3 separate regions of the Homo sapiens genome follow, and regions 1 and 3 are each linked to region 2. The links are chromatin contacts, found by Hi-C or POLR2A ChIA-PET in ENCODE. All regions are on one chromosome and are shown on one strand. The core of a region is the stretch at or near the end of the contact, and the rest is flanking DNA. Distances in the headings are between cores, read along the strand shown.

The links. A loop is a pair of places that touch in the nucleus more often than their neighbours do. ChIA-PET counts read pairs that join two places held with the same protein, here RNA polymerase II (POLR2A). Pooled maps may share reads with other maps.
Region 1: a map of PC-3 shows a loop between it and region 2 (2.2-fold over the local background). The contact joins two enhancer-like sites. A Hi-C loop is called at or near these places in 1 of 168 maps with a recorded cell type or tissue (PC-3) and 1 of 50 pooled maps. POLR2A ChIA-PET finds 5 or more read pairs at or near these places in 3 of 52 experiments (BJ, H1 and OCI-LY7).
Region 3: a loop to region 2 is called in a map of PC-9, with 7 times the contacts of the local background. The contact joins two enhancer-like sites. A Hi-C loop is called at or near these places in 1 of 168 maps with a recorded cell type or tissue (PC-9) and 1 of 50 pooled maps. POLR2A ChIA-PET finds 5 or more read pairs at or near these places in 2 of 52 experiments (H1 and activated CD4-positive, alpha-beta T cell).

Annotation. Positions count from the first base shown.
Region 1 is chrX:13,118,703-13,121,593 of GRCh38, forward strand. No RefSeq gene overlaps it. Among named protein-coding and RNA genes, the nearest start is that of FAM9C, 76 kb to the left of the region's middle. Within about 2 kb of position 1,514, at least 14 of the 41 ENCODE cell types and tissues checked have a DNase peak (open chromatin) inside an H3K27ac peak, as active enhancers do.
Region 2 is chrX:13,193,218-13,196,187 of GRCh38, forward strand. No RefSeq gene overlaps it. Among named protein-coding and RNA genes, the nearest start is that of LINC02154, 110 kb to the right of the region's middle. Within about 2 kb of position 1,352, at least 5 of the 41 ENCODE cell types and tissues checked have a DNase peak (open chromatin) inside an H3K27ac peak, as active enhancers do; they include PC-9, where a contact is called at or near this core.
Region 3 is chrX:13,285,611-13,288,672 of GRCh38, forward strand. All of the region lies in intron 1 of LINC02154 (long intergenic non-protein coding RNA 2154), which reads right to left. Among named protein-coding and RNA genes, the nearest start is that of LINC02154, 16 kb to the right of the region's middle. Within about 2 kb of position 1,486, at least 2 of the 41 ENCODE cell types and tissues checked have a DNase peak (open chromatin) inside an H3K27ac peak, as active enhancers do; they include PC-9, where a contact is called at or near this core.

The sequences.
Region 1 (2,891 bases), core at 264-2,763, 74 kb before region 2:
TCTGGTGGGTCTTCATGTTGCCTCACTTCCAGAAAATCTAAGAACTTTAAAAGACCGGCACGTTGTATACATGTACCCTAGAACTTAAAGTATATAAAAAAAAAACCCTCTAATAGTAGAAGGATCTCATTTTAAAAACTTTTACTCATAGTTGGGAACAAACTTTCCCTATATTAAAAGGAGACAGAACATCAATCTGAGTGTACACAATGCAAAATTCTGAACCAATTCCTGTTTTGTGGAACTGTTTTCTGGATATATTATATGCAGTGGACAGGTAGGTCCTTGTAGCCCACTGTTTTCTCTGAGGGATCCAGAACTAATTCCAGGAAAAAGCAGAAAGACTCTCAAGCTTATGGTTTTGATGCCTCCTTTGCCCATGAAGAAGATGCTATTTTCCATCAGCAATCTATTTGCATGAGCCACTTTGTATGTACAAACTAAAAATGAACAACATTGACCAAAACTCTCAGCAGTGGGGGCAATGTGATGAATGGATGATGACTCTTTCTCTCTCCCAGCCTTATCACCAAACCCCTCCATTTCAACGCTCAAAAAAGTAACTAAAACAAGGGAAACCCAAGGTTTCACAAAAATGACAAATTCAATTTGATTAGAACAAACTCCCGCTTTCCTCAAAGGTATATGCTCCTGCACCGTTCTGGCTTTGAAATTGAACTTTGGGAATAAAGGTTTGAAAGATCACCTTGGTTTTGGGGGGACCCATGTGGCAAATTACCTCTCCTCTATTTCTGTAAAAAATGAGGATTCAGAGAAAACTTGGAACCCCAAAACTTCCCTCTAAAAATGTAAACTTCTGCTGAAGAGGATGTCATGTTTACGACAATAACAACAACCAAAGCAGGTCATTGTGATGACAGGCGGGTTAGTCACATGCCTGTTCACATTCCATCTGCAGCTTAGACTCTAAAACCCTTTGGCTTAACGTCTCCCCTTTGGAGGCTGAAAAACAAATAGAATAATGGAGAACATTTAGCTCCAGAGGATTTAGTAATCTTTTCATCCATTTGATTTATAAAACTGATTGGAAGGAATGGAGAAGCTTCTCTTGTTGTTACCATTTAGCTCTTTACCTTGATGCTCTATTTTGCTCCCTTAAAGCTTTTAATGGTCCCAGATAAATCAGAGCTTTCACATCACCCTGCCACTTTCTGCAATCTGAATACTCTGTGTCCTAATCTAGGATCGAACAAGTTTAAAAGATCATTTGCTTTTGAACGCGGTTTGCTGAGTCTTTCTACCCTCCATGGAGATCTTCTGCATTGAAAAATTCACAATTCTGGTTCAGCTTGAACTTGGGTTTTCCAAAAGTTTCCACTGGACTCCTTAAGGATGAAAAGAGGAAAGTCTTAGAGACAAGACAGAAGGCAGGCGCTAAGGCCAGCCAGAGCGAAAAAGATTTCTAGGAGTTAGCAGCCAAATAAAACAACGGCAAACAAAACAAACCCAGGCTGCCCTTTCCTCTGCTCTGCAGGCTCTTATCTGTTGGTGAACTCAGCCGCCTCAGTCTAGAATACTCAGCCCCAGCGTCACTGAGAAGGCTGAGTTTGTGCCTGTCCGTCCCAGGTACCTCTCAGCACCCTGCACAGTCTTTGTTCCAGCACATTCCTCATAGTTTTGTAACTATTTGTCCACTGGTCTGTCACCACTAACATCTAGCACCCTCTCGTCTAGTCTGTGTTCCTTGTGTATATTCCTAACTAGTACTAGTGTGTTAACTAGTAGATAAATTCTACCAGAATTTAAATTCTTATTCTCATAGGACAGGGATTTTCGACCTCAGCTCTTTTGACATTTGGGGCCAGATCATTCTTTAGGTGTGGGCTGTCTTATGTATTGTGGGATGTTTAGCAGCAGCCCTGGCCTCGGCCTACTGGACGCCAGGAGCACCCCCCACCCCCCAAATTGCTGCAGTGGAAAATGTTTCCGGGCTTTGCCAAATGTCCCCTGTGGAGCAAAATCTGCGCCGTCCCCCCAAACCTCTTGAGAACCACTGCTGCAGAGTAATACGAAAAATATGGGTTGAATGATTTAGTCCACATGGTCTCTAATCACAGGGACTCTCCAAAGCTATCAAAATTGTCCCTTATTTTTATTTTTTAGAAGAAAGCATCAACGTTTTACTGATGTAACCACCAGCTTCTACTTTAGACACATATTTTAAAATCACATTAAAACCAAAGTTTTTTGTTTGTTTGTTTTTATTTTTGTTTTTGTTTTGTTTTGTTTTTTAAAGTATCCCTGAGAGGTAGGTTTACTTAGCAGGGTCTCTAGGGTAGTAGTTAAGAGCATAGAGTGTGGAACCAACTGCTTCAGTTTAAAATCCAGTTCTACCATAAACCACCTGCATGATCTTGGGGAAGTTACCTAACCTCTCTGTGTGAAATCCTCAGCTATGTAATGATCCAAGTAATCTAAATTATAATGTAGAATAATAATAATACTGCCTGCTGAATAGGGTTGTTGAAAGGGTTAATATTTGAGTTAATATTTGAAAAGCTCTTAGAACAGTTCCCAGCACAAAGTAAGCAAGATATAAACATTAGCTCCAAGCCAAGAAGTACAGGGTTTTCAAAAAGTCTCTAAATTCAAGCACATTTGTTTAGAACTATTTGGAAGCCTTATGTTTCTGCTGCCAAAGGGATCAGAGTAGACCCTGCAATATGTACAAAACATCTCTATACTTCCAACATTTTGGAACTGAATTATAAATTTCCAGTCAGCTCTGTAACTTTCTATTCTTAAGACTTTACTTTCCTTCCGTTGTGACTTCAACTACTCAATGTAGAAAGTAAGAAATACAATGAGTCTCAGAAATAAAATGGGAAATCTCATTGCCTATTGTATGTGCTAGTCAGTGTTTCACACTT
Region 2 (2,970 bases), core at 102-2,601:
TACGGGTTTGTAGCCTAGGAGCAACAGGTTCTAGCATATGGTCTAGGTGTATAGTAGGGTGTACCATCTAGGTTTGTGTTAGTCTGCTTTGTGTTGTTCTCACAACGATGAAATTGCCTAACAATGCATTTCTCAGAACATATCCCTATCATTAAGTGACATATGACTGCATATTTTCTGAAAGACATGGATTAGACTTTTTATAGCAGAACTATTCATAATAGCAAAATAACTGGAAACTATCTAATGTCCATTGCAATAGAATGAATAAATAGAATATTTACACAGTGGAGCACTATACAGAAATAGCATTGAATGAGTTCCAACTACACACAGCAACAGGGATGAGTCTCACAGACATAATGTTGGACTTCTGAGGGGCTGGTATTGCTCTTTCTGTATTTTGAAATCTGGCTGCTTGTTACATGGATGTGTTCAGTTTGTGTAAATCTACTTACATGTGAAAAAAAAGATTTTGAAAACACCTACTTTCTGTGATGTGTTGAGAGGGCAAAAAAAATCCCAGGTCAGATCATGACATCTGCAGTTTTAATGTTCAAGCTCAAGGTGAAGCTATGTTTGGACGTCTATTCCTCTAACTCAGTGGTAGCCAAATTATAGTCTGCAGGCAAAATTTAGCCAGCCATCTCTTCTTGTAAATAAAGTTTTATTAGGGCACAGCCACACCCATTTGTTTATGCGTTATCTATGATTGCTTTCTCCTGACACCAGCAGAGTTGAATAGTTGTGAAATAGTTTGCGTGGCCCCCAAAACCATCTGCTCTGATTGATTGAGAAGCTTCTGATGTTGTTGCATTACTTCTTTGTCCTCTTCACTCCTTGTCCCCTCTTGCCCTAGCTCAGGCCTGTATATCAAGGCCTTTTCCAAATACAGACAAGCTCTGTAATTTTCTGAAGAAAGGACAAATTGGGCCAGTGCCATGCTCGCCATTGCCCTGCCTTTGTCATATGTCTGTTTATTGGGACACAACCCAGGTGTTCCCATGATGTGCACCATGAAATGGAATGATCAGATTGTTCATTTGGCTCATTACTAAGCTGCTTCTGAAGATAAGATTGAATTTGACAACAATGGCAACACAAGTCTTGCAGAACACCTGCACACACTCAAGCTATTTAAGTGGAAAGAGATCTGTAAGTGTAAGTGCATAGTTTTTGGAAAAGAACATCTAGACAGACTCGTTTTGATTATTAACTTCAGTCCTTCTCCAGTACATGATCACAGATGGGCTCTTGATTCCCATGGCTCTGTTTTTAGCTAAGAGTATGTGACACATGCCAGGTGTTTGGCAATTACATCTTGTTGAACGTGGTCACTCATGTGGAAATACAAATATCACTCACTGTTTGAATCAAGAAAATTGTCACTGCCAAACATGTTTCAGATATTCTTTTTTCTGAAGTGTTTTCTCACTGCCCATTTATAACCAGCTGTCTTTAAGTCATTATTTTTCCTTAAGAAAGGACTTATTAAAACGGAAGAAAACAACTTTGGCAGGGATTGTTCAATAGTTAAACTCTAAGTTTCAAGTAAAAACTTTGGCTTTCTTTTCTGCATTCTTTCAAGTCCTTGCTCTGTGACCCTGGGCTTGTTTAGCTTATCTGGGTCTGCCATCTGTAAAAAAAAAAAAATTTAAGTTTATATTCACTCACTTCCTCAAGTGATCTAGTGAATGATTGTTGTCCATGAAGTACTTTTAGACACCTTGCTGAAAGAGATGATGGAATTTCAAAATTAACCCCCGTGACAAGAAGAGCCAGTACATTTCCACTGCCAGCACTTTGTGATAAAGAGTGATTTATGTCCATACATGCTCCCAACTTGCAGAGTATTTTGGAGTGATACAATCATTGTATAATTTTATGCATCTTTACCTAAAGGGAATGAGAAGGAATCTGGCTAAAGAGAAGAATTTTCTATGGGGAAGGAGAAATTGTACAGAAATTCAAAAGGGAAGACTTTAAAAAATTATTTGTTAATTTTTTTTTTGGCTTGTATTGGTTGAAATTTCAATTAAGTCACCAGAAACACATATTGAATACATGTTACATTCAAGGCACTATTGTGGATGCAAAGACATTTTAGAAAATCTCTTTTTGAAATACAAAAAGGTTTTTGGAGTAAGAAACCACAAGTTCAAATCCTGGCTACACCTTTTACTGGATGTGTTACCTTGGGGAGCTTACTTAATTTACCTGAGCCTTAATTTTCTCATCCAAAATTGGAGGGAATCATTATACACCCATCCCTTACTGTTCGAGTGAGGAGAAGGAAATGAAGTAAAGTATGTAAAGTGCTCAATAGAGTGCCTGGAAAGGAGCCAGTAGTAAATACTAGCCATGCGATTGTTGTTGTCGTATTAAAAAGTATTTCACAATTGAATCTGCTTTTAAGAAAAACTTTCCAAAACTTAGATCATAGAAAGATTATAGTGTGCCCTTTCCATGTCATACTAGAACATTATCTTCATGCCCACCTAAGGTACAGTTAATGTAGGCAAACTTGATTTCTTATTTACTTGGTTAGACCCAAGACTTTATAAAATTAGATGACAACTTGTAAAAAATTGATAAACTGAAAGAGATGGGAAGGAGATTTTGTCAGATAGAGATGTAGATGATTTCTTTCCATTAGAAAAGTATTATGGGTTTTCTGCCCCATCTGATATTAAGCATTTTTGTCTCTAGCTTGGAGATCTTGTTTCAGCATTCTTTCTTTCAGAGACTATAAATGCTTAAGGATTAAGCATTCTCCTTTGGACCAGCTATACCATCCTACTGGCTCCTTCATTTGTGAGTTAAATAAATCTTCAAAACATGTTCATTTATTGTAGGTATAACTATGTTTTTAACTTCTTGAAAATTATAATTTGATAGTTTCTAGCCTCATCTTTTCATCTTGTCCTTCTCCTCTTTGAACTTATTAGGAGAGAATAATATTTGAATGTT
Region 3 (3,062 bases), core at 236-2,735, 93 kb after region 2:
GGCCAGAGGGGGACAATAGGCTGACTAGCTGCTAACATACTGCAGTCCATCTGGCTGTGAACAGCAGAACAAAAAGAGCTAATTAGCACACTGTAACAGCCACTCTGGGGCTTTGGGGTCACAGGCACCCCTGCCTGGGTACCACCACATTCCCCTTGGGGCAACATGCCTGGTCTGGCGGCAGGCCCTGCATGGAACTTGCTTCTGTGTCGGCACTTGGAGTGGCCAGCTGGACCCCACACTCACTCACTCATGTGTTCCCTCCCCCTAGGGGCTGAGGATGCAGTTGTGCAGCTGCAGGAGTTACAGGCCGGAATGCAAGCCAGATGTGGCCCGGTGGGCCGTGTAGAGGGTGTGCCCCCTGCTGCAAGTCTGGCAAAGGGGCTGTGAAAAATCCTGTGTCACCGTGACCTTGTAAGTCCTATGTTAAAAAATGCAAAGCCACAAGATGCAAGAAGCCTGGGTACCAAAATTATCGCTTGGAGGAATGTTACCCATCTATCAGGAATACCTCTTTTGGACCTTACATGAAAAGGAAATACACTTCTATTTTCTTAAGCCACTGAGATTTGGGGTTTATGTGTTATCGCATACTTTACCTTAACTGGTAAAGATAAATGCTGTACGTCTTAAAATAAAGTACTATTTTTCTCCTAATAACAGGGATATTTTCATTGTTTACTATTTGGAAAATACTCCATACTAGGTGTTAATGTCATCTGAAATATGTTTTTAGGAATAACTCTTTGGAAAATAACTTTGCTAGTCATAACTTTCTTTCTTTTTCCTGAAAGTGGAAGGTAAAGGAGGAGGAAAAAACCTCAATCGAGATGCATTATTCTAGTTAAAGTTCTAGCAATGACTCAGGTTATTCTAATAACTAAATTAACTCAGCGAATCAAGCAATTTTGGAAATTGCAACTTTCTCAGGGCTCCAAGCCATGATACACTCAATGTTTCAACAACAGTATTTCTACTTTACTACTAGGACACAACTTGGGCTTTGGTAGAAATTTTCTCAACATATTTCAGTACATACGGAACATTTTAAATTATTTCTTATGTAATATTTCTAGCACTTTGACCAATTTATTTGTGATCAGGGCAATCTGGATATGAATACATTACAAACTACTATGAATAAAAGTCTGTTTGTTTTATGTATGATTATATAGAATTAACTAGCTGGTGTTCATCAGACATCAGCTAAGATCACCCCCACCCACCTCTTTGTAATTGACCTGAAACTGACTTGAATTCCCGAAACTTGATTAACTCAATTTCCTCAAATATCCCAAGCATTTTCACATGAGAGTACAATTTAGTGAATGAACATTTGGAATGACAAGGGAAGAGGAAGTATAAATCTCTATACTAAAAAGCAATCATTTAAAATATGATTATTATGTATTCATATATTAAAGAAAGGACTCTGACCTTCATCTCTTCTCCTATTTCAGCTTTCAATTCCAGTTCATGTTACATACAAAGAATTTGAACTATTTCCTTGTTTCACTATCTCCTTTCAGATCATGTCCTCAGAGTTTCATTCTCTACACCTAAAGCACTCAATCAATGTAATCCTAAGTAAAGCTGCTCCAAAGGCTCGGGTGACATCTGTTAAAATAACTACCCTTACATACACACACACACACACACACACACACACACACACACACAAACACGCGCGCGCGCGCAGTATCCTCGGTTTATGGTTCTTGGTGATTCTGAAACAGTGAGAGAAATAATGAATTTTGAACATAAGATGTAATTAAAAATAGTGCTTCTTAGAATTAACATACACATTACACACGTTACCTGTGAATTGTGAATCTTATTAAAATGCAGATTCTGAGTCCATAGTCCATTCTGGGGTGAGATCTGAGATTCTACATTTCTAACAAGCTTCCAGTTGATGCTAATGCTACCAGCACTTGGGCCACAGTTTGAGTACCTAGATTGTAGAACATTCAAATATTCATTGTAGGGTAGAAAAAAATTCTCACCCATTGTAAGGGTCATGGCTGTGGCATCTATAATACAAGACAGATTAATGAGAGAAAACCATACAAATCTGTTTAATATAAATTTTACACGACATGGGAGTCTTCAGAAATGAATACTCAAAGAAACAGGGCAAACTTTTTATAGATAGTTGTGCATAAGTATTATTGGGGGACAAAAGGGTACGATCTTGTAAAATTAAATCATTCAGACTTAAAGCTGTTGGAACTTTAAATTATTTTGAGCTTTGAGAGGAATGTGACTATGTGGCATGAGTCATGTAGCATGCAGCTGCAACTTCTACTTTTTCCTGCAAATCATTAGGAAAGGCCTTGTGGCACCAGAGATAAGACCCCCTTCAGATCATCACCCCTCCTCACAGAATGCTAAAGCAACCTACCTTGGAATGTAGCAAACTATAACCAACCAAACTGCTATACCATATATATTGACCTTGTATGGAAAATGTTGCAACTCTGTTAACTGCCTATATAAGTGAAACCTTAACTTTCCCACTTTGGAACGCTGACCCATTCTTTTATAGTCAGTGTTTCTGGGTGTCCATCCTCAAGCTTTGCACTCAAATAAACTCGAATAAGCACAGTTGATTATATTTTCTGAGTCATATTATTTAAGGTTGACAGTCTAATGGTAATAAACTAGAGGGAACTTAGCAAGGCATGTTTGTTCAGATTCTTTTTTGTGTTCCTTTGCCTTCAGAGATAGGGACATTCCTTTCCTCAGGTATAGAAAGGACACCTCTGGAATGAAGGTTTTATGGCCTACTTTAGAGGAAGGTCAGATAATTCTTTTATGGCCTGCTTCAGGGGAGAACGGTGAAAGAAAGCCAAGAGAAACCTTCCTGCTTCTGCTATTATTTCAAATGCCAAGGTGCCATTTTTGGGGGTAGCATATCCTGAACCCCGTAACTATCCATTTACTGGTATTGTTCTGGTCACCTAAGAATCACGTGGAGAAGAAGAGTGATTAGACATACAGCCAACTGGACCCTCTTCCTTGGAAGTTCTGATTAGGTACACCTTTTAGAAAACTCTTTG